Linked DNA regions of Mus musculus: region 2 is linked to region 1. A link is a loop called in an ENCODE intact Hi-C map of the cell type or tissue named here. Cell type or tissue: heart. All regions are shown on one strand. Links, peaks and the distances in the headings refer to the core of each region. The heading gives the core; the rest is flanking DNA. Region 1 holds the start of Ccm2 (cerebral cavernous malformation 2). Region 2 holds the start of Tbrg4 (transforming growth factor beta regulated gene 4).

What was found. A loop is a pair of places that touch in the nucleus more often than their neighbours do. Peaks named below come from ENCODE experiments on the same cell type or tissue, not always from the same donor. Only the 100,000 strongest peaks of a DNase experiment are listed, where the experiment ranks them.
Region 2: it touches region 1 in a loop (6-fold over the local background); 9 of 42 quality-filtered maps call a loop at or near these places.

Annotation. Positions count from the first base shown.
Region 1 is chr11:6,541,333-6,551,634 of GRCm38, reverse strand. Ccm2 (cerebral cavernous malformation 2) reads right to left here and starts at 4,748. Exons shown (of 10, transcript NM_146014.3): 1 at 4,606-4,748. The coding sequence starts at 4,635. It also overlaps the pseudogene Gm24000. In heart, for the core only: CTCF peaks have their summits at 2,669 (motif pointing left) and 4,373; DNase peaks (open chromatin) are centred at 4,434, 4,854 and 5,164; H3K4me3 peaks cover 2,900 bases; H3K27ac peaks cover 2,767 bases.
Region 2 is chr11:6,620,843-6,631,144 of GRCm38, reverse strand. Tbrg4 (transforming growth factor beta regulated gene 4) reads left to right here and starts at 5,078. Exons shown (of 12, transcript NM_134011.3): 1 at 5,078-5,180; 2 at 5,932-5,996; 3 at 6,862-7,329; 4 at 10,080-10,302. The coding sequence starts at 6,925. In heart, for the core only: CTCF peaks have their summits at 1,253 (motif pointing right) and 2,416 (motif pointing left); DNase peaks (open chromatin) are centred at 2,404, 3,244, 5,054 and 7,144; H3K4me3 peaks cover 3,519 bases; H3K27ac peaks cover 2,109 bases.

The sequences.
Region 1 (10,302 bases), core at 1,035-9,034:
CTGATGCTCTCTTCTAGAGTGTCTGAAGACAGCCTACAGTGTGCTTACATATAATAAATAAATATTTTTTTAAAAAATGGGTAAGAAACAGGTGTGGTGGTGCACACCTTTAATCCCAGCACTCAGGAGGCAGAGACAGGAGGATTTCTGAGTTCGAGGTCAGCCTGGTCTACAAAGTGAGTTCCAGGACAGCCAGGGCTGCACAGAGAAACCCTGTCTCGAGAAAAAAAAAAAAAGGGTAAGAAAACAGAATGTAGCTTAAATTGATAGAATGCCTGAATGCCTATCACACACAAAGCCCTGGATTTAGTCCCCATGTGCATACCTATGATCTCAGCCCTCAGAGGAAGGCAAAAGATCAGAGTTAAAGGTCATCCATACTTGACTACATAGTAGGTTTCACACTAGTCTGGGCTTTGTGAGACCCTGTCTTGGCAAAGGAGGGCAGAGAAGGTTACATTGCATCATATACAGTATAGCATAATACTACAATATACAAGATCTGAGACTATTTAATACATAGGAGGCTTATTCAGGTATGGAGAGATGGCTCAGGAGTTAAAACCACTTACTGTTTGTTCTTGAAGAGGATTCTAGTTTAATTCCCAACATCTTATCTTGTGGCTTATAACTACTTCTAAGACCACCTCCAGGGAGATTCATTACCTCTGGCCTTCGCAGGTAGCCACACGTACCTGAGCAGACCCAGACATGCACATATACGAAATTAAAAGGGGCTGGACCAATGGCTCAGCAATTAAGAACACTGGCTGCTGGCACAGACTTGATGCACCAGAGAGAGGGGATACGCAGGGGTAACCCCACACTCTCAGAAGAGAAGGGGAGAGGGATGGAAGGAGACTCTGTGAGGGAAGACCAGAAAGGGGGAGGGGCAGCGTTTGGGATATAAATAAAATAAATTAGTTAATTAAAAACAAAAAGATCACTGGCCGTTCTTCCAGAGGACTAGGGTTCAGTTCCCAGCACTTACAGGGCAGCTCACAACTGCCTGTAGCTCCAGTTCCAGGGGATCTGACACTCTCACACAGGTGTACACACAGGCAAAGCACCAATGTACATAAAATAAAAATAAATCATTAAAAATTTCAATTAAAAGTAAACTTTTAATATAAAAACAAGAGCCTCATTCACCAAACACAGGTCTTTCAGTCTGAGAGGTACCAGCCACTCTACAAACATCAAGTGGTCACTCTACAGCCCTTCACAAGGCCCACAACGTCAGCCAGTTTTTCTGATGCACTCATTCCTCTGGCTTGGCCTGGGATTGATCCAGCTCTACAACAGCTAGCTCTGCAAGCTCTCTAGCTTTTCTTGCATCTCCATGACTGCGGGTTCATGAACATAACTGGTTCAACAGACTGTTTGATAGAGATATACAGTCACCATACTTTTGTTGCTATAGTCGCTTGAATATGGCAGGACAACACCTGGGGCCACTTCCAGAAAATCTACTTGGTCCTTGGTATCACCAGCAGTACACTGATCTCTCTGTCTGAATTAAAGGCCAGAGTAAAACTATTGCTTGATAAGACAGCAAGTATCAGAGACCTGGAAAGGGCCTGCCAATCCAGTTTTGAGACAGGTTCTTTTATATTCCAGGTTGGCCATGGTCCATAGTAAGCTGCCAAGGATGACCTTGAACTTGTGAGCCTCTGACCTCCCCCTCCCAAGTGCCAGGGTTACAATATACCATCATGCCTCTGGAGCATCCTAAGCACCGGAGATCCAAACCAGGGCTTCATACCTAGCAGGCAAGCACTACACCAAACAAACTACATCTTCAGCACCCATTCATACTTTCATAGGCTCGTCTGCACTTTTTTGAAAGAGCTGGGTGCATTTAAACGTCCAAACGTAAAATGTATTAAAAGTTTGAATTTGTAGCCAGGCTGTTGTGGTGCACACCATTAGTCCCATCAGAGACAGGACAATCTCTTAGGTTTAAGAGCAGCCTGACCAACAGAGCCAGTTCCTGGACACCCAGATCTACACAGGGAATCTGTCTTGGTAGGAAATGGGATGAATTCATTAAATGTTTAAAACAAGTACCTCTTGTTAACTGACCATTATGAAAACCACTTAAGAGGCTAGCGAGATGGCTCAGTGGGTAAGGGTACTGACTGCTCTTCTAAAGGTCCTGAATTCAAATCCCAGCAACCACATGGTGGCTTACAACCACCCACAATGAGATTTGACGCCCTCTTCTGGTGTATCTTAAGTTAGCTACAGTGAACTTATGTATAATAAATAAATCTTTAAAAAAAAAAAAGGGGGGGGGAGAAAAACACTTAAACTCCTAAGTTGGAGGAGATACTTCATATTAAACAGCACCTTAAGAAGTCAGGTATAGGGCTGGAAAGAGGGCTCAGCAGTTAAGAGTACTGATTGCTCTTCCTGAGTTCAATTCCCAGAAACCACACGGTGGCTCACAACCATGTGTAATGAAATCCGATGCCCTCTTCTAGTGTGTCTGAAGAGAGCAATGGTGTACTCATATACATAAAATAATAAATCTTTAAAAAGGGGGAGGGGGGCTGGCGAGATGGCTCTACTGGTAAGAGCACTGACTGTTCTTCTGAAGGTCCTGAGTTCAAATCCCAGAAACCACCCGTAATGAGATCTGGTGCCCTCTTCTGGTGGCGTCTGAAGACAGCTACAGTGTACTTATGTATTATAAATAAATTTTAATAAAATAAAAATAAAAAAGTCAGGTGTTGTAGCCCAGCGTTTAACCCAGTACTGAAAGGCAGGACCTCAGTGATTTCAAGGCCAGCCTGATCTAGACATCTGAGTTTCAGGACAGCCAGGGCTACATAACAGAGAAAGTGTATCTCAAAGACAAACATATTAGGAAGGTTCTGCAAGCTCCTTATAGGAAGATACCTGGTAAACTGTGTTCAGTCATGGCCTACATAGAAACTCAGGTCCCAAAGGTTGTCTCACTTGTTTACAGGGAACAAACTAAAGCAGGTGACAGAATGCCTACAACTGCTAGCATAGATCCCTACACACGCATTATCTCCTTTAACTGAGACACTGAAATTAACCACTGCCTTTTTCTGTACTTATTTTTTTTTCACTGCATATAACTGTAAGATTGTCTTGCTACAAGAGCTGGGCATGGTGGTGCACGCCTTTAATCCCAGCACTTGGGAGGCAGAGGCAAGTGGCTTTCTGAGTTCGAGGCCAGCCTGGTCTACAGAGTGAGTTCCAGGACAGCCAGGGATACACAGAGAAACCCTGTCTTGAAAAACAAAACAAAAAGAGATTGTCTTGCTACTGATCCAAAAGCTCAGGGGGAAGTCTTAATGCCTCTCTCTGCTCCTCAGCCTTCTACCCAAACTGGTATGATATACAAGACAACATAAACCGCCAGGCAATTTGTCCCAAACAAGAACGTGGGCCAGGTGTCTTACAGGGCACTTAGAGTGTGAGACAAATACAATGTCTCCAGGGATGTAGGCTACTGGCATTGCAAAGACCAGCTGGCACGGTTCAGCATCAGCCACACTTGGGCCAAGTCCTTCCTCAACAGCACCCTCTTTTCTAGCTAAGTCCTTTTACAATGCTCAAACCCCTTCTATACTTGTAGGCTGAATTGCTTTGTTGGGCCCATTTCCCAGCTTTAAACCATCTTTGGAGGTAACAAGTTGACAGGACATCTAAATAACAAGTGCAACTTTCTGTCTTCAAACAAAAGAAAGTGGGGGCAGCGCTGCTGGCCTGGATTCCCTGAAGGCCACCTGGCCACTCTATTTCAAGTAAGACTTTCTGAAAAATGGGACACCTCCTAAAACAAGGTGGTGAGTGGTGTGGCCAATTAAAGGCTACAAGGAGGCCGGGTGGTGCTGAGCTAGGACATCAAAGTCTGTTTTAAACTTGTCCACAACGTGCACACATTTATCAAATGAAAATGACAGGCAAACATGAAGATTGCAAAGCATTTATTTGAAAGGGATACATTTTATCAAAGCCCACTTTTCGCTTTAAAGGCAGTTTAAGCGGTTCATTCCCACATGGTCTTCCCAGGCTTCTTAAAATGTTCTTTATCAACTACTCAAGCCTGTAATTAAAGCCACATTTTTAAACTACAGAAACGAAGGAGCCTCTTGAACCATGTCCTAAATCTTACTGCCAAACATAACGTCACTAAAATCACTCAGTGGTATTAAATAGGAGCGACAGTCGACGAGAGAACCCGCCGAAAAGCTAAGTCCATCTTTGCTTTTACTGGACATCCAAAAACAAAGCCAAGTGGGCAGCAAAAGCCTCGCCGGTCACGGCACAGCCCAGTGGCCCAAGTTCCAGCCCAGGCCACCTTCTGGCCCCTCACTGGGCCCACTTCCTTTGTGGCCCCAGGCCGGCGCGCGGGGAAGGCGGGCCCCCTGACAGGCCGTCTGGAGCAGGCCGGGGGCGAGCGGCAAAGGGGACGCCCCCACCGGAAAGGCGCGGCACTTCCTCCGGGAGCCGCAGGCCCACCTGACCGCTGTCCCTGCCCGCTCAGCCGCCCGCCCGCCCGCCCACCCCGAGGGACCCCCACCCCACGCCCCGGCCCGGCGGCAGGACGCGCCGGTGAGCGCTCACCTTCTTGCCCTTCTTGCCCTCCTCCTCCATGTCGCCGCGTGCGGCCCCCGCGGCCCGCCCCGGGAGCCCCACTGCCAGCGGCCGCTACATGCTCGCTCTGGGCCCGCCACCCCCGCGCTCACCGCGCCGCCGGCCCGCCCGCAGTCTCCGCCCCGGCCGCGCCCCACCCGCACTTCCGGACCTAGGGAGCCCGCCCACTCCGGAGACCCCGCCCCCTCACGCCCCGCCCACTGCCTCGGCGCTCCCGCACTTCCGCCTAGAGGCACTCGCTGGGCCCAAGGAGGGCGATACCAAGAAGGGCGATTCCCTGTTTTTCCCAAAGCCCCTGAAGAGACCCAGGGTCACCCCGGGCCCCTCCATGCCTCCTCAGGGCGGGAGGAGCACACCTGCCTACCCCAGTCCTTCCCATCCCCTCTGGAAAGGCGCCCCAGTACCCCCCCCCCCATCCCTAGCTCTCCCGAACCCTTCAGGGCCGCGCGGGAGTGGCTCCAACTTTTCAATTCTGCCGCCATCTTTAGGGTGGCCGACTTCCCAGCCTGCCTCGCGATTAGGGAGGCGGGCCACATGCCCCTGGGAAGGGACAGAGTCAGTCTCCAATCCGGGTTCTGGGCGCGCTGCCACTTGGCATCCCTCTCTTTTTACTCTGAGCCACAAGGAAACCCTTTTCTAGTAACTTTCTATTCTGGCTGGGCGTGGCGGCGCACTCCTGTGTAATCATAGCACCTGGCTGCTAGAGACAGGAAAATGAGTTCAGGATCAACCGTTGGACCAGAGTCTCATAAAAGAATCCAAAAATGTACAATAGCTGCCAACAGCAACCTTCTAGGTAGTGTATGCAACCTGTTGTCTGTATGGGTTGTCCTAAAACATCTTGAAGATAGTATTCTGGCTGGGCAGTGGTGGCGCATGCCTTTAATCCCAGCATTTGGCAGGCGGATTTCTGAGTTTGAGGCCAGCCTGGTCTACAGAGTGAGTTCCAGGACTATACAAAGAAAACCTGTCTCGAAAAAAAAAAAAAAAAAAAAAAAAAAAAAGCATTCTGATGGATATTCACATTCCTGAGTTTATGGTGTTTCTAATCTAGGCTTCAGCCACCCACACACAAATGCAAAGGTGCTTTTGGGAAGCTGGAAGGTATAAGGAAATCAGGGTTCACAATGGCCAGGTCATCATATCCATGCTCTAAGGCTCAAGTTCAACTTCCTTCGCCTCCAGATCTACACCTCTAAGAAGAAATGTTTAATGAAAATAAAATTTAAAACATGATAGCTGAGAGGCAGTTCACAGGGTATGGCTGTGGGTTCCCTGGAAAGTTATGGACCCTATGGTCCACCCAAGCCTCTATGTTCACTAATCTCACACCCAAGCCAAAACTATGTGTAATGTGTGTGTGTAAAATTTTAAAGCTTTATTCTCTCCTACCCTTGGTACATCAGGAAGGTAAAAATTACAAGAGCACGGGCATTCGGGCCCTGCCAGAGTAAAGTTATAGATTTTTTAAAATTATTTTTATTTTATTTTCATTTGTGTTTTGCCTGCATATGCATCTATGTGAAGGTGTCAGAACTCCTGGAGCTGGAGTTACAGATGGTGGTAAGCTGCCATGTGGGTGATGGAAATCGAACCCAGGTCCTTTTGAAGAACAGCCAGCACTCTTAACCACTGAGCCATCTCTCCAGCACCTACATAGTTAACAGACATCATATATAGTTACCACATTCACAGAACAATTTCAGAGGATCAGGTGATTTTTCAAAAGCAAGTTGGCACCCCAACAGGTCTTTGTTTTGCTGTTATGCCAACCCACAGTATGGAATTTACTGATCCTAAACTAATACTAAACTGGGCCATGGTGGTGCATGCATTTAATCCCAGCACTTGGGAGGCAGAAGCAGGCAGATCTCTGAGTTGGAGACCAGCCTGGTCTACAGAGGGAAGTTCCAGAACAGCCAAGGATACACAAAGAAACTGTGTCTCAAAAGAAAAAATATGCTAAATGAAGCCAATACTTATTTTAAAATACTAAGTATCCTGCTAATTGTAGTTCTCTCAGGGCTACATGCAAATCTTTACAATAGGGAGCCATGCCCTCAAAGCAATATGACTCCTCCCTTCCAGTCCACAGTTCTGGGGAAGGCTCATGAATCCCTTCCTAGTCCATGATGGAATGTTGACTGGCTTGATCTTGTTCGGGTCTTTTTTTTTTTCTTTCTTTCTTTTCTTTTTTTTTTTTTTTTCGAGACAGGGTTTCTCTGTATAGCTCTGGCTATCCTGGAACTCACTTTGTAGACCAGGCTGGCCTCGATTGTTCAGGTCTTAAGCAAGCATCCACAAGCACTTTGAGTTCATGAGTGCAGGAGTCCCACCATGTCCAGAAGACACTGTTAACACAGCTCCAGCCCTCCTAGCCTCTAATCCTCGCTGTTTTAGCACTTGCTGTGTAGAATAGGCTAGCCTAGAATTCAGAGCGCTGCTGTCCCTGCCTCCCAAGTGTTGGGAATGAAGGTGTGCACCCCCACCCTGCACCTCTGGCTTTTATAATCTTCTGCTTTCTCTTCCATGATGGCTCCTGAGCTTGGGTGGTGGTGGAGGGTGATATAGATGTCCCATTTGTGGCTGAGCACTCCACAGGTACTTATTCTATGTGGCCTTCACATCTTAACCACTAAGCCATCGCTCTAGCCCCTATGGCCTGGGTTTTATTTCATCTTTTCACAAGTTGTAATTGCTGGGGAGCGGGTGGCTGGATGAAATGGAATCTCTCTCTTCCCAGTTCTGATGGCAGCCATAAACAAAACTGAGGCTAGTTGGCATAGGGAATAGTTTCGTAGCCTAGGACTCGATCTGGTCCTGAATGACCCCTCTTCTCATAATGCAGCCTCAATCCTTTACAGCACACACTATGCACAAACATCCTCTCTCAATAATCCATCTAGCAATCTTGGACCCAAACTTGCATCAGGCACACACGCCTCTCTCTGAAAAATAGTATAAATTTCTCTGCCCCAATACAACCAAATTTAGACAGTTCTATTCAGTTAAGTCTCTGATGCACCCTGGTACAGGATAGGTGCATTACCTAACCTGAGAGCTCTTTTGGGGTGCATGCACAGTACTGCAAATCTGGGCCCCAAACAAACTTTCAGAGAGAATTCCCATTTACTGAGTTACACCAGTACACAATTGGGTGTGCACATGATTAAAATAGGGTACCATAGGAAAGGGTGTGTGCAGTTGAAAGAATTATTATCTGGCCTAACCTATCAGTCAGAATAGAGAACTGGCCATCCCATATCCCTTAGGTGCCTACCTCCCACTCTTGAATCCTAAAAGGAAGCCTAAACTGTTGGGCCTTGAGCCTTGAGTACTCTGACTCACACAGCCCTCTCAGCTAGTGTTCTCTAGCTTTGCTCCCAATATACTTACTTGTTGCAAATCTGCGTGAGCCATTTTGTGCTGGTTAGGGTCTGTCAATGTGACTCAAACTAGAGCCATATGGGAAAAGGGAACCTCAGCTGAGGAATTGCTTCCTTCCATCAGATTGCCCTGGGGCATGTCTGCCAGGTGTTTTCTACTTTTTTTTTTAAAGATTATTTTTATGTGTATGAGTGTTTTGCTTGCATGTATGTAACTGTATGTACCTGTACCAAGTGTGTGTGTGTGTGTGTGTGTGTGTGTGTGTGTGTACTCCTGGTGCCCATAGCAGGCAGAAGAGGACATCAGATTCCCTGGAACTGGAATTATAAACAGTAGTGAGTTACCATGTGCTGGAATTCAACCCGGACTCTCTGAAAGAACATTATTTGCTCTTGAACACCGAGCCATCTTTCCAGCTCCAAACTTTCTAGATTAGTGATGATGTGGGGGAGGGGTGTTTTCCCAGCTCACTGTGGGCGGTGCCGCCTATGAGCAGGTGATGCTGGCTGGTACGAAAAAGCAGGCTAGGAGGGACTGGAGAGATGGTTGAGACCATTGGCAGCTCTTGCAGAGGACTCCAGTTCATTTCTCAGTTTCCATGTGGCAGCTCACAGCTAGCTGTCTGTGACTCCAGTTTCAAGGGATCTGAAACCCTTACATAGACATGCACAAAGGCAAAACACCAATGCACATAAAACAAAAATAAATAAATTATTAAAACAACAACAACAACAACAACAACAGGCTGATAAGCCTGGGGAGCAGTCACTCCACGGCCTCTGCTTCAGTCTCTGCCTTCGCGCTTCTTCCCTGTCTGTAACCTGCAAGCTGAAATAAAACTTTGTCCCACAGTTGTTTGGGGTCAGGATTTTATCATAACAATAGAAAGGCAAATACAACCAGCACAACTTTTTTTGTTTTGTTTTGTTTTGTTTTGTTTTTGTTTTTCGAGACAGGGTTTCCTCTGTGTAGCTCTGGCTGTCCTGGAACTCACTTTGTAGACCAGGCTGGCCTCGAACTCAGAAATCCACCTGCCTCTGCCTCCCAAGTGCTGGGATTAAAGGCATGTGCCACCATGCCCAGCTTCAGCACTACATTTTAAATTATTGGGCAAAATGGCCAAGAACCAGGAAACCCAGGACACTGACTGCTGGTAACAGACTCGTTTCCTTTACAAATTTCTGTCTCTTTTTGGTAATGAGGGCAGTCAGCCTTACATTCTGCCTATCAAGCCACAGAAATCCTCTGGCCTCTAGCACTTCTCAAGTGTGTATATTTCCACCACGTGGCAGATCAAGCTGAGGTGTGGGAAGTGCCCTTTGAGTCTTCCTTCTGCATCAATCCACAGACACAGACAAATGAGTACACTTAGTCTTTAAACACTTAGCATCAGGTGTCTGGCATTTAAGGCATCCCACAATCCGGCATTAATGTACCTTTCCAGATATATCACTTTTGGCTTGGTTTGTTTGAGATATGGTCTCCTATAATCTAATCTGGTCTCTATCCCAAAAGGGCCTTGAAGTTATAATCTTCCTGCCTCTATCTCACGAGTCCTGGGATTACTGGCCTGTGCCACTAACTAGATGCAGGGTTTATTCTGTGCTAGAGAACAACCCAGCGCTTCATGTAAACTTGGCAAGCACCCTACCCAGTGAGCTGCTCTCTTCCTACCCTGGAGCTCCTCACCTCATCCCATACACAGCCCATATTTCAAGTAAAAATCCATCTGCTCTGTATTATAAGATCATATAGTGATAGCTATGTAAATAAATTAAAATGACCGAACCAAACAAGCAAAGGCTTTTCCAGAGACTTGTCTAGAGCTTGCTGTACTAGGGAGTTTGCTACGATCGTCGTGTTTACAGACTCAAAGACACAGAGAGTGGAAAAGCTTTGAAAACATTTTGAGAAGATTCTAATTGCTGGGCATATGGCTCATGACATCCTAGCACTCTGGAGGCTGAAGCAGGGTGATTAGGAGCTCAAGGCCAGCCTTAGCTACATAGCATGTTCAAGGACATCATGGGCTACACGAGATTCTGCCTGAAAAAGCCACAAACAAAAATGTCCTGGTTGAAGGTGGACTTGTGTGGGAACTCCTGCAGGAATGGGCCGATGACTGAACCTTGAAGACTAAAATAAAAACTCGATTCACATTGATTTCATAAACCTGAACCAAAACTTCTAAAGAGTCTGATGCCAGGGGATTTAAACCCAGTGTAATTTGGGAAAAAGTATCCTGACATAAAACAATCCTTGGTGCACAAGAAAGCATCA
Region 2 (10,302 bases), core at 666-8,665, 80 kb before region 1:
CCAGGAGTCTGAGTTCAATTCCCAGCAACCACATGGTGGCTCACAACCATCTATAATGGAATCTGATGCCCTCTTCTGATGTGTCTGAAGACCGTGACAGTATACTCACATATATAAAATAAATAAATCATTAGAAAAAAAAAGATACCAGGCAGTGGTGGCCTTTAATCCCAGCACTTGGGAGGCAAAGGTGTGCTGATTAAGATGTTTCTAGACTGCTTGCTGACAGGAGCGTGATAGAGCTGTCTCATGAGAGGCTCTGCCAGTGCCTGACAAATACACAAGTGGATGCTCACAGCCTTCCATTGGACTGAGCACAGGGTCCCCAATGAAGGAGCTAGAGAAAGGATCCAAGGAGCTGAAGGGGTTTGCAGCCCCATAGGAGGAACAATATGAACCAACCAGTACCCCCAGAGCTCCCTGGGACTAAACCACCAACCAAAGAGTACACATGGTGGGACTCATGGCTCCAGCTGCATATGTGTCAGAGGATGGCCTAGTCAGTCATCAATGGGAGGAGAGGCCCTTAGTCCTGTGAGGACTCTATGCCCCAGTATAGGGAAATGCCAGGGCCAGGAAGTGGGTATGGGTAGGTTTGTGAGCAGGGGGAAGGGGAATGGGATAGGGGGTTTGGGGAGGGAAAATCAGGAAAGGGGATATTAACATTTGAAATGTAAATAAAGGAAACATCCAATAAAAAATAATTGTTCTGGGCTGGTGAGATGGCTCAGCAGTTAAGAGAACTGACTGCTCTTCCAGAGGTCCTGAGTTCAATTCCCAGCAACCACATGGTGGCTTACAACCATCTGTAATGAGATCTGATGCCCTCTTCTGTTTGAAGACAGCTACAGTGTACTCACATACATAAAATAAGTAAATAATTTTTAAAAGGAAGGAAGGAAAGAAAGAAGGAAGAGAAATAATTTCACTTCCATTTGGGACTCAGAAAAAGTATAGATATCTGTCAAATAGAAAAACACAAATTTGGTAAAAGAACAAAAAAAAAATTGTTCTTCTCATACACTGAAAAAAAAAAAGATGTTTCTAGATGACTTTAACAAGGAGAAAAGACCCATGTGAATGGGAGGGAAGGGGTGGAGAACACCATTCTGGGGACTGGAATACCAAAATAAATAAAGAGAAGAAAGTCAAAGCCAGGCATGGTGGCACACATATTATTATTATTATTATTATTATTATTAATTTAAAGTATGACTGCTCTGATGCATATACACCCTCAGGCCAGAAGAGGGCACCAGTTCCCTTATAGATGGTTGTGAGCCACCATGTAGTTGCAGGAATTGAACTTAGGACCTGTGGAAGAGCAGCCAGTTCTCTTAACCTCTGAGCCATCTCACACACATCTTTAATTACATCATGCAAAAGGCAGAGGCAGGAGGATCTCTGAGTCTGAGGCCAGCCAGTGAGCTCCAGGGCAGCCAGGACTGCTCTAAAGACTGTCTCTAACCCTCTCCCCCCACCCTGCAAAAAAAAAATAAAAAATATAGCTGACCATCAACATTCATTTCTCTCTGCTTCCTGACTATGCCTTTTGGGTCTGAGGTGAGGAGGTGCAGTAGCTCTGCTGGCTACTGTGTGCTCAGGTGGCTCAGCAGGTCACCTGTGCATGGAGCTCAAGGCCAGTTCAGTTTCAGCATCCACACCATTCACGTTAGGACCAGTGGTCCTTCTTCCATTCCCTCAAGTCACTGCAGGACTAGGCACCTCCTCCCCACTGAGGCCAGATGAGGCAACCCAGTTAGGGGAACAATATCCACAGGCAGGCAACAGAGTCAGGGTAAGCCTTAAGAAGCATTCTTGGGGCTGGGGAGATGGCTCAGTGGTTAAGAGCACCGACTGCTCTTCCAGAGGTCCTGAGTTCAATTCCCAGCAACCACATGGTGGCTCTCAACCATCTGTAATGGAGTTTGATGCCCTCTTCTGGTGTGTCTGAAGACAACTACAGTGTACTCATATACATTAAATAAATAAATCTTAAAAAAAAAAAGCATTCTTTACAGCACGTTGGTCAATACAATGCCCATGTCCAGATTACAACCTGATCCTGGTCACAGAACTCAGCAGCATCTAAGCATATCTTGCACAAGACCAACCCTAGCAATGGCCTCTGCTCCAGTTTCTGCCTTGAGCTCCTGTCCTTTCTTTGATGATGATGTGTGATGTGAGTCAAGTAAACCACAAGTTGCTTTGGCTATGGTTTTTATCACAGTGATAGCAACCTAACAAAGACATTGGCCAAAGTCCATCTTAAATCCCCTAACACTTTGGGGTTCCTTGCTCCTTTCCTAAAGCTCTACTCCCCAGCACAAGGTTGCCTGACAAACATGGTGGCTGACCCTATCTGAGCTGCATGGCTCTAGCTCCCGGCCACATGGATGCCTGCCACCCGGTGGCTAACCTGTGAACTGCCCAGCTCAAGCTGCAGGGCTATTCTCCAGTCCCCAGGCAGCTTTGAGGTTTATGGCTGACCGGCCCCGGGGTTTTCTTTTTGAACTCTAACTGTCCTAGGCTTCCATTTGTGTGTATGTCCTAAATTATTTTATTAATAACCCTAAGGAAGAACCCTGATTCCCTAGGCGCCATAGAATGGCTCTCCTGGGGTTCCCCAAGATCCCCAATAACACATCTTTCCTACTTAATTATTTAATTGGCAGAGAAAATGAACCCATTCCCATACTTCTAGCTGCCATAGTCCTGGGGCTACAAGGCCTCTGGCACCTGGTCTAGCCTGGGGTTGGTTCCAGGAACTGTGGCGAGGTATAGGCATGAGATGAGGGTGGCTCACAGCTTTAAGGAGCCTTGAGTGGAGGTGCTGTCTTCAGAGGCTCCAGCCTTTCACTGTTACAGAATATCTGATCACACTGTGAACCCTAAGACTGTGTTACTTACTGGAAAACCTGTTTGTAGTTGTGGCAGCTCTTAGCACACAGCTCTAATCCCAAACAATGACAGTAAAGTAAGTTTGTAGAAGGAAGCACCCATGTTTGAAAGTGATGTCTACCTAATTGAGTGGCAGGTGAAGTGAAGAATCAGAGAAGGATCTGACAGAATATGATCTGCCCAACTCTCACAAGAGGAAAGGGAAGCTACTTGAGGGGCAGCGCAGAGAAAAGGAAGGAAGCGGTTTTACTGCGACAGTTGTACAGAGGCAGATTGCCGAGTGAATAAATTAGACACAAGTGAAGACAGGAGCCAGAGAATGAGGACCCAGAAGATTACAACAGATTGCCAAAGTTAGTAGGAGTTCAAGCAAAACAGTCAAGAGGCCAAGAAAGAAGCCAGCTTGAATCAGTCAGTGTGGAGAGTGTGGAGAGTGTGGAGAGGAGTTTTGAGCCAGAACAGCTGAGTTGACCAGCTCAAAAGAAGCTAGAAAGGGTGAGCTTATTCAGCAACAAGTCTCAGAGGCTGAAAACATTCTAGGCCTAGATAAGATTCTACAGAGGCTAGAAGCTTCCAGGACTAGGCCTATTTAGCAAACAGAGGCAGTAGGCCTCCAAGACAACAGTCCCAGCACTAAGAATTTTATACATTCTCAGCTGGCTGTGGTGGTATGTCCACCACTGCAACCCTTCATTTCCTTTCTGGTCCATTTTATCTTTGTTTTGTTTGTTTGTTTTTCCTTTTTGTCATTTTTGCTTTTGGTTTCCTACTAAGAAACTACTGTTTAATCCAAGATAGTAAAAATGTGTTTCCCCTTAGGAGTTTTATATCTATATTATCTCTGACCTTTTTGAGCTAAATTTTGAATTCAGCATGAGACTCTTAAACAAGAACCACCAAGGTAAAGCTAGTGTGGCAATATAATGCTAGCTACTGTAAGGCTAAAGCAAGAGAAGCTTCCCTGGATAATTCAGCAATCTTTTATTAACAAGAACCAGCGTTTACGCTTGATTTTAGCCACAAAGGAGAGAAGTAATACACTCTTACAAACATAAAGATTTTTCAAGGAAAATTTTAAGTTAAATTTTCCTTTCTACAAAATTAGGGCCAGCAGGATAACTTAGTGGGGACCTGGGGGTGGGGGTGGGGCATGTCTTTTGTCCTGCACTCCAGAGGCAGAAGGAGGGGGATCTCTGTGAGTTCAAGACCAGCCTGGTCTACACAGCGAGTTCCAAAACAGCCAAGGCTACAAGGAGAAACGCTGTCTAGGAAAACAGACAGTTAGTTTAGGGGCCACTTGACTGTGAGTTCAATTCCCAGATCCCACATGATTGGAAGAAACAAATTTCCCCAAGTTTTCCTGTGATCTCTTCATGCACACATACACCTTTGTCCCAGAGATGCCGTCTGTGGTTTCCTAGCACTGGGATTACTGGGAAAACTCACCTCCCAACCATCCTACCCAGCATTTTGTACTATCTCCTCAGTCCTGCCGTGCGCTAAGGCAGGGCCTTCTCCAGGTCGTCCCGGCTGTCCTAAACTTGGTATGTAGACCAAGCTAGCCACGACCTCAAAGATCCTTTTTCCTGTCTCCTGGCTGGGGTTTTAAGGTGTGTGCCACCACGCCCGGCTATTCTGCTTCTTGATGCAGGGCCTCCACAGTAGTACAGGCTAGCCCTCGGCCTCCTGCCTCCATTACTGAGATTACAGCAATTTATCGGTGTGCCGTTGTATACGGTATGTCCTTTACTTGTTTAATCTAGACAAACTGCTTGCATTTCCGAAAAGACCTTCAGCTGGAGCTACAACTCGCTTCTCTGTAATTACCCGACACCTGGCAATGCCTTCCCGCCCCGAACCCCAAAGTCAACACGGCGGTCCCAACTCACGCCTCTCCTACAGGACCTGTGAAAGGCCCAAGGGAGTGGGGCAGAACGGGCTGACATCAGAGTCGCTACCCAAACTCCGCACAAGTAGGAGACTCTGGCCCGACGTGCCCTGCCGTGTAGAATTCACCCTCTCCTTCCCGTCTACGTTTCCCACGACCAGGATCTCACTACACTTCCCAGTACCGGAAGCCTGAGCGCAACAAAGATGGCGACTGCGGAAGGGGCGGAGGGCGTGGCCTCCGTCCGGGAGCACTGGGCCACCTAGCTTCCGGCGGCGCGCCAGTGACGTCAGTGAGCGCGCCAGGCCGCGTGGAGGCCGTAGGCTGATGGAGGTCAGTGAGGGTGATCGCCGCCGCAGTCTGGCGTCCTGGAGAGACCGGGTTTCTGAACGTGGGTATCCGAGACGGGAAGCGTGGCTGGGAAGGGCAGCAGTTAGTAAGGACCGGCGGGGCTGTTGTGGGGGGAGCCAGGAAAGGGACTCTCGACACCGTGCCCCAAGGGCGCTGTTCGGTTGCAAATTCGGTTCCGGGCTGCGATTGCGCACGCGCTCCTCGGCCCGCGGTAGACACGAGGCCTATCCCGGGAAGCTCCGCTGCCCGCAGTGACCCTTGGCGTCCCCTGCCAGTCACTTTTCGTGTTTCTGCATTTTAGGTTTCAGGGTCGATATTTACTTAGTCGCAGGTCTTGAAAATCGGTAGTTTGCCAGTGCTTTTTTTTTTTTTTTTTTTTTTTTTTTTTGGTTTTTTGAGACAGGGTTTCTCTGTGTAGCCCTGGCTGTCCTGGAACTCACTCTGTAGACCAGGCTGGCCTCGAACTCAGAAATCCACCTGCCTCTGCCTCCAAAGTGCTGGGATTAAAGGCGTGCACCACCACGCCCGGCTCTCCAGCGCTTCTTTACTGTCTGGGTTCAGTAAGTGATGGATATTGGGTTTGGGCAGATGTCCCCCTTCTGAACCATATTTTATTTCCGTGTAAGTATAATTAAGCTAATCTTTTTACAGCTGCAGTAATGTGTTCACATAACAGTAAAATTAAGCTAGCTATATACCCGAATCCCGGAAGCAGAAAAAATTGAGGTGTTTTCTCCTTTAGTTGAAGCAAAGTCCAGTAACTTGTCTCATTTGGTTCTATCTCACCTTAGGGAACAAGACTGGCAGACTTGCCGAAAGAAACGTCATGTGGTTATGTAGCGTGTTCTCGAAAAAGGTAACATTTTGCAGGACTTAGAAAAAGGCAATGCCGTGCCCTGTGATTGGCAGAGAACGCAGTAGCCAGTTTTGCATTGTGAGATAAAAGTGTGAAGTGTAGTTGGAACAGAGCCTGTATTGTAGGGGTTGGATTAAGATTGGCAAGGTGGTGACTCTGGGTGGTGTTAGGGCTTGTTTGCGGTGATCGATTCAATTTGTGAGTTTTGCTTTAAGGGTTCTGGGGTGTGACTCAGTTGGAACTGCTTGTCTAGCTCACATAAAGGCCTAGATTTGATCTTCGGCACTGAATAAACCAGGAGTGATTGGCTATCTTTAATGTTAGCACTTGGGAGGTGGCCGCAAGAGGAATAGAGAAGTTCAAGGTCATCCTTAGCTATGTAAAGTAATTGTAGTCTTGTTTCTTTCTATGTATATAAGTGAACACGGGGACACATGCAGGCACACAGCCCGGGAGAGAGTCAGGTCCCTGGAGCTGGAGTTACAGGCAGTTGTGAGTCCCTCAATGAGGATGCTAGGGACTGAATTTTGGTTATCTGGAAGAATCGTTCGACTTAGAATATTTAAGCCAATAATTTTTTGATCCTGGATTCCTTTAAAATTAGAAACGTGCCCAGATTTGCATGAAGGAAGCATTGAGGAGGACCTGGAGAGTTTGAAAGTACAACCAGGCCTGGTGCGTCCGGGGCTGAATGCCGAGCTGTGCTATCTGACCACTCTCTCCTGAAGCAGAAGCTCCCGAGACTTATGCTTCAGAAAGTGCTGTCTCATATGTAATGGCTGTAATGATTGAGGGCAGTTGTTTAGAATCGCTGGGTCTTCCTGCCGTTGTCATGGTGTCCTGTAATACTCCGTTTTCTTTTCAGGACTTCGGAGTCACCTACTAGGAGTCTTCCCTCCCTCCCTCCCTCTTCCCTGCGCCCAGCATCATGGCCGTTCGCCTGATGAAGCGGTGTACCTGCCTGCTTCGAGAGGCTACCCGCCTAGTTCCTACTGTTGCCCCAGTTGGCCGACTGAGACTTGCTGGAGTGTCCTGCAAGACTTTGACGTCCTCTGTCAGTTCCCCCTCCTCGGGCTCCTTGGCGGAGCTGTTGGGGAAAGAGCAGGTGTTTACTCCGTACCCAGAGCACCAAGAGCTGGACTTCCTCATTGAGAAAGCCTCCAGACCAGAGCAGCTGCTGGAGCTGCTGGGTTCTGACCATAGCCTGCACCACAATCACGCGGCCCTCATCCTCATCCGCCTGTCCTACCTGCTGTCTGAGAAGCCAAAGGAAAAGGCCTTGCTTGCAGAGGATGCTCGCTTTCAGCGACTTGTCAAGCTAGTTGATAGTCAGGTGAGCAGTTACTGTGTGCATGGGGGATGGGCAGGGCGGGGTAGCCACTGGTAATGACTGTAGACAGGGCTTTGGGCATTTGGGTTGGGGCTAGGGGGTTAGTTTTTCAAGATAGGGTTTCTCTGTGAAACCCTGGCTGTCCTCCATAGATATCTATCTCCCACCACCCGCCTGCCTCCCACGTGTGTGTGTGTGTGTGTGTGTGTGTGTGTGTGTGTGTGATCCACCTGCCTCTGCCTCCTGCATGTTGAGATTATAAGTATGTATGTACCCCCCCCCCCCCAAGGCATTCCCTTGGCATTTCTTACTCTAGTTTTCAAAGAACCCTGCTGTGCTTTCTGTTTATCCTCTCAGGAGCCTGTTAGGTACTTCAGAGACAAGCAGCCCAACACTGGCCTGCTATCAGGAGTAGAGGAGATGAGCCTGCTTCTTCCCAGTTCCCTTGGTACTTCCTGCTCAACAGCAGAGCCTTGACTTAGATCCCTACCAATCTCTCAATATCTGGTTGCCCATTGTACTTCCTTGAAGTCAGAAGAGATGCAGTATGGTTAATGGAGGGTCCCTAGACCTAGGACTACATTCTTGCCACATTCAGACCTTCAAAGAATAAAAGTGAGGATGAGATAAGGCCTATTTGTGTGATTCTGCAGCCCTACTCAACCACAGCCACTTTGTGTCCAGTGTGAGGAAAGACTCCTTCACACAGCTCTTCCCTGGGTTCCATCAGCTAAGTGGGGTACAAACCTGCACTGGCCAGACTGACCCTCACTTCCTAGTCCATGTGATAAAGGTTGGGCTAAATGTTGTAGGTTTTAAATCACTGTAAGATGTGGCTATTTTTAACAGGATAGATAGTATAGAAAGAACTCTTTCTTGTTAAGCATGTTACATAGATTATACAGCATTAGGTCAGACTCACTTGTCTCTTCTGAGTAGATAGCTCATAAAATAAAGTTTTGTTTTGTTTTGTGTTTTTCCGAGACAGGGTTTCTCTGTATAGCCCTGGCTGTCCTGGAACTCACTTTGTAGACCAGGCTGGCCTCAAACTCAGAAATCTGCCTGCCTCTGCCTCCCAAGTGCTAGGATTAAAGGCATGCACCACCACTGACCAGCCCATAAAATAAACTTAATAAACTCCTAGTCTATGAGGTTTGAGTTCTGAGTTGTTGGTTTTTAATAATTATTTATGTATGTAAGTATACTGTAGCTGTACAGATAATTGTGAGCCATCATATGGTTGCTGGGATTTGAACTCAGGACCTCTGCTTGCTCCAGCCCCACTCACTCTGACCCAAAGATTGATTTATTGTATGAGTACACTGTAGCTGTCTTCAGACACACCAGAAGAGGGCATCAGATCTCATTACAGATGGTTGTGAGCGGCCATGTGGTTGCTGGGATTTGAACTCAGGACCTTCAGAGCAGTCAGTGCTCTTAACTGCTGAGCCATCTCACTAGCCCAAAAGTCTTAAAATAGAAGACTGAACATTGTTTTACAGAGTTAGTTATAAGACAATCCCAGTAGAGACGGAGTGTTTGTGGTTTTAAATAGTTAACTTGTTTTGCCTGTGTTCGTATAGAATGCATGCAGAAGTTGGAGTACACCTTACAGAAGTCATTTTTCTCCATTCACCGGGCTTAGCAAGCACGGTTGCCTTCTAAATTATCTCTGAGGTCTGGAACCAGGTCTTTATGGTGTAAAATGATGGTGGGGTTTGCTGCTGTCCAGGTTTGAAAACTGCAGCTCTAAAGCCTCTGTGCCTAGATATGCAGAGTCGGAGAGGCCCCATGCCCGCAGCTTCCAAGCAGGCTCCCTCAGTGCAGAGCTCCACTTCTTCCTGTGTGAGGCACCAGCGTTCTTTGAGACTCTACGCTAATCCCACTGTGTGTGCAAACATAAGGTCTAAGGACGTGAAGCTGCAGCCACCCAGTCCTGCCAGGGACTGGGATTACTGCAGTGCTTGCCCTGTCTCCTCAGCCCTTTAGACAGCCGCTTCTCCAGGCCCAGCTCACCTCCTTCCACTGGGTTTTCCATTTCCCTATCAGAGGCTATGAGAGGTGGAGAGACTTTGCACAAGTAATGACAGTCACTCTCATCACACCATTTGCCCTTCGTGATGCTGGGCTCTCAGTCAAAGTGCCCTTTCCCCATAGCTCCTCAGACCTGAGTCACTACATGCACAGAAGAATCAGTGTCTTCAGAAGAGAGTCAGTGGCATTAGAACAGGATCTGGACTCAGGACTGTTCTGAGACTTAGGGACAACGCCACATCACCAGAAACTTGTTGAAGAATGGTAGAAGGGTTGGAGCCTTACTGGCTAGAAATAATTTTTCTGAAGAAAAACTGTAGGTTTATTTGTCATTGTTTTCTTTCTTTTCTCCAATACCTAAAAATGTGTCATTGTAAGCAAAAGAAGTAAGTCTATCACAGAACTGGCCAGAAAGCTGGTGCTGTTGGAGGCGAGGCTCACATTCTCTGACCTGTGTTTTTATCTGTTGAGCTTGCAGCTCATGAATGTACCATATGGCTTTGCGGCCACATCAGATTGAATCTACATTAAGGACTCTCTTAACACTTGCAACTCTTTCTTGCAATGGCAGACTACCCCGGCCACCTGTGGTGTAGCACTAAATCCTTTGGAGCTGCAGGAGCATGCTCAGTAAACAGATCCTGTGAGGCTAGGGTGGGAGCAGTTGTGCTAACCACATTTGGAACTGGCTTTGTGTCGGCTTGTCCTCTTTTGTGCAGATAACTTGTGTCTGGCATGGGACCCTCGTGAAGCTGCTGCGGAGCCTGTACACACTAGTGCTCCCTCAGATCTCCAAGGAGCTGCAGTCAGTGGAGCAGGAAGTGCGCTGGCGTCTGCGGAGGCTCAAGTACAAGCACTTGGTCTTCCTGGCTGAGTCCTGTGCCTCCTTCATGAAGGAGCAACACTCGCAGGAACTGCTGGCCGAGCTGCTAATGCACCTGG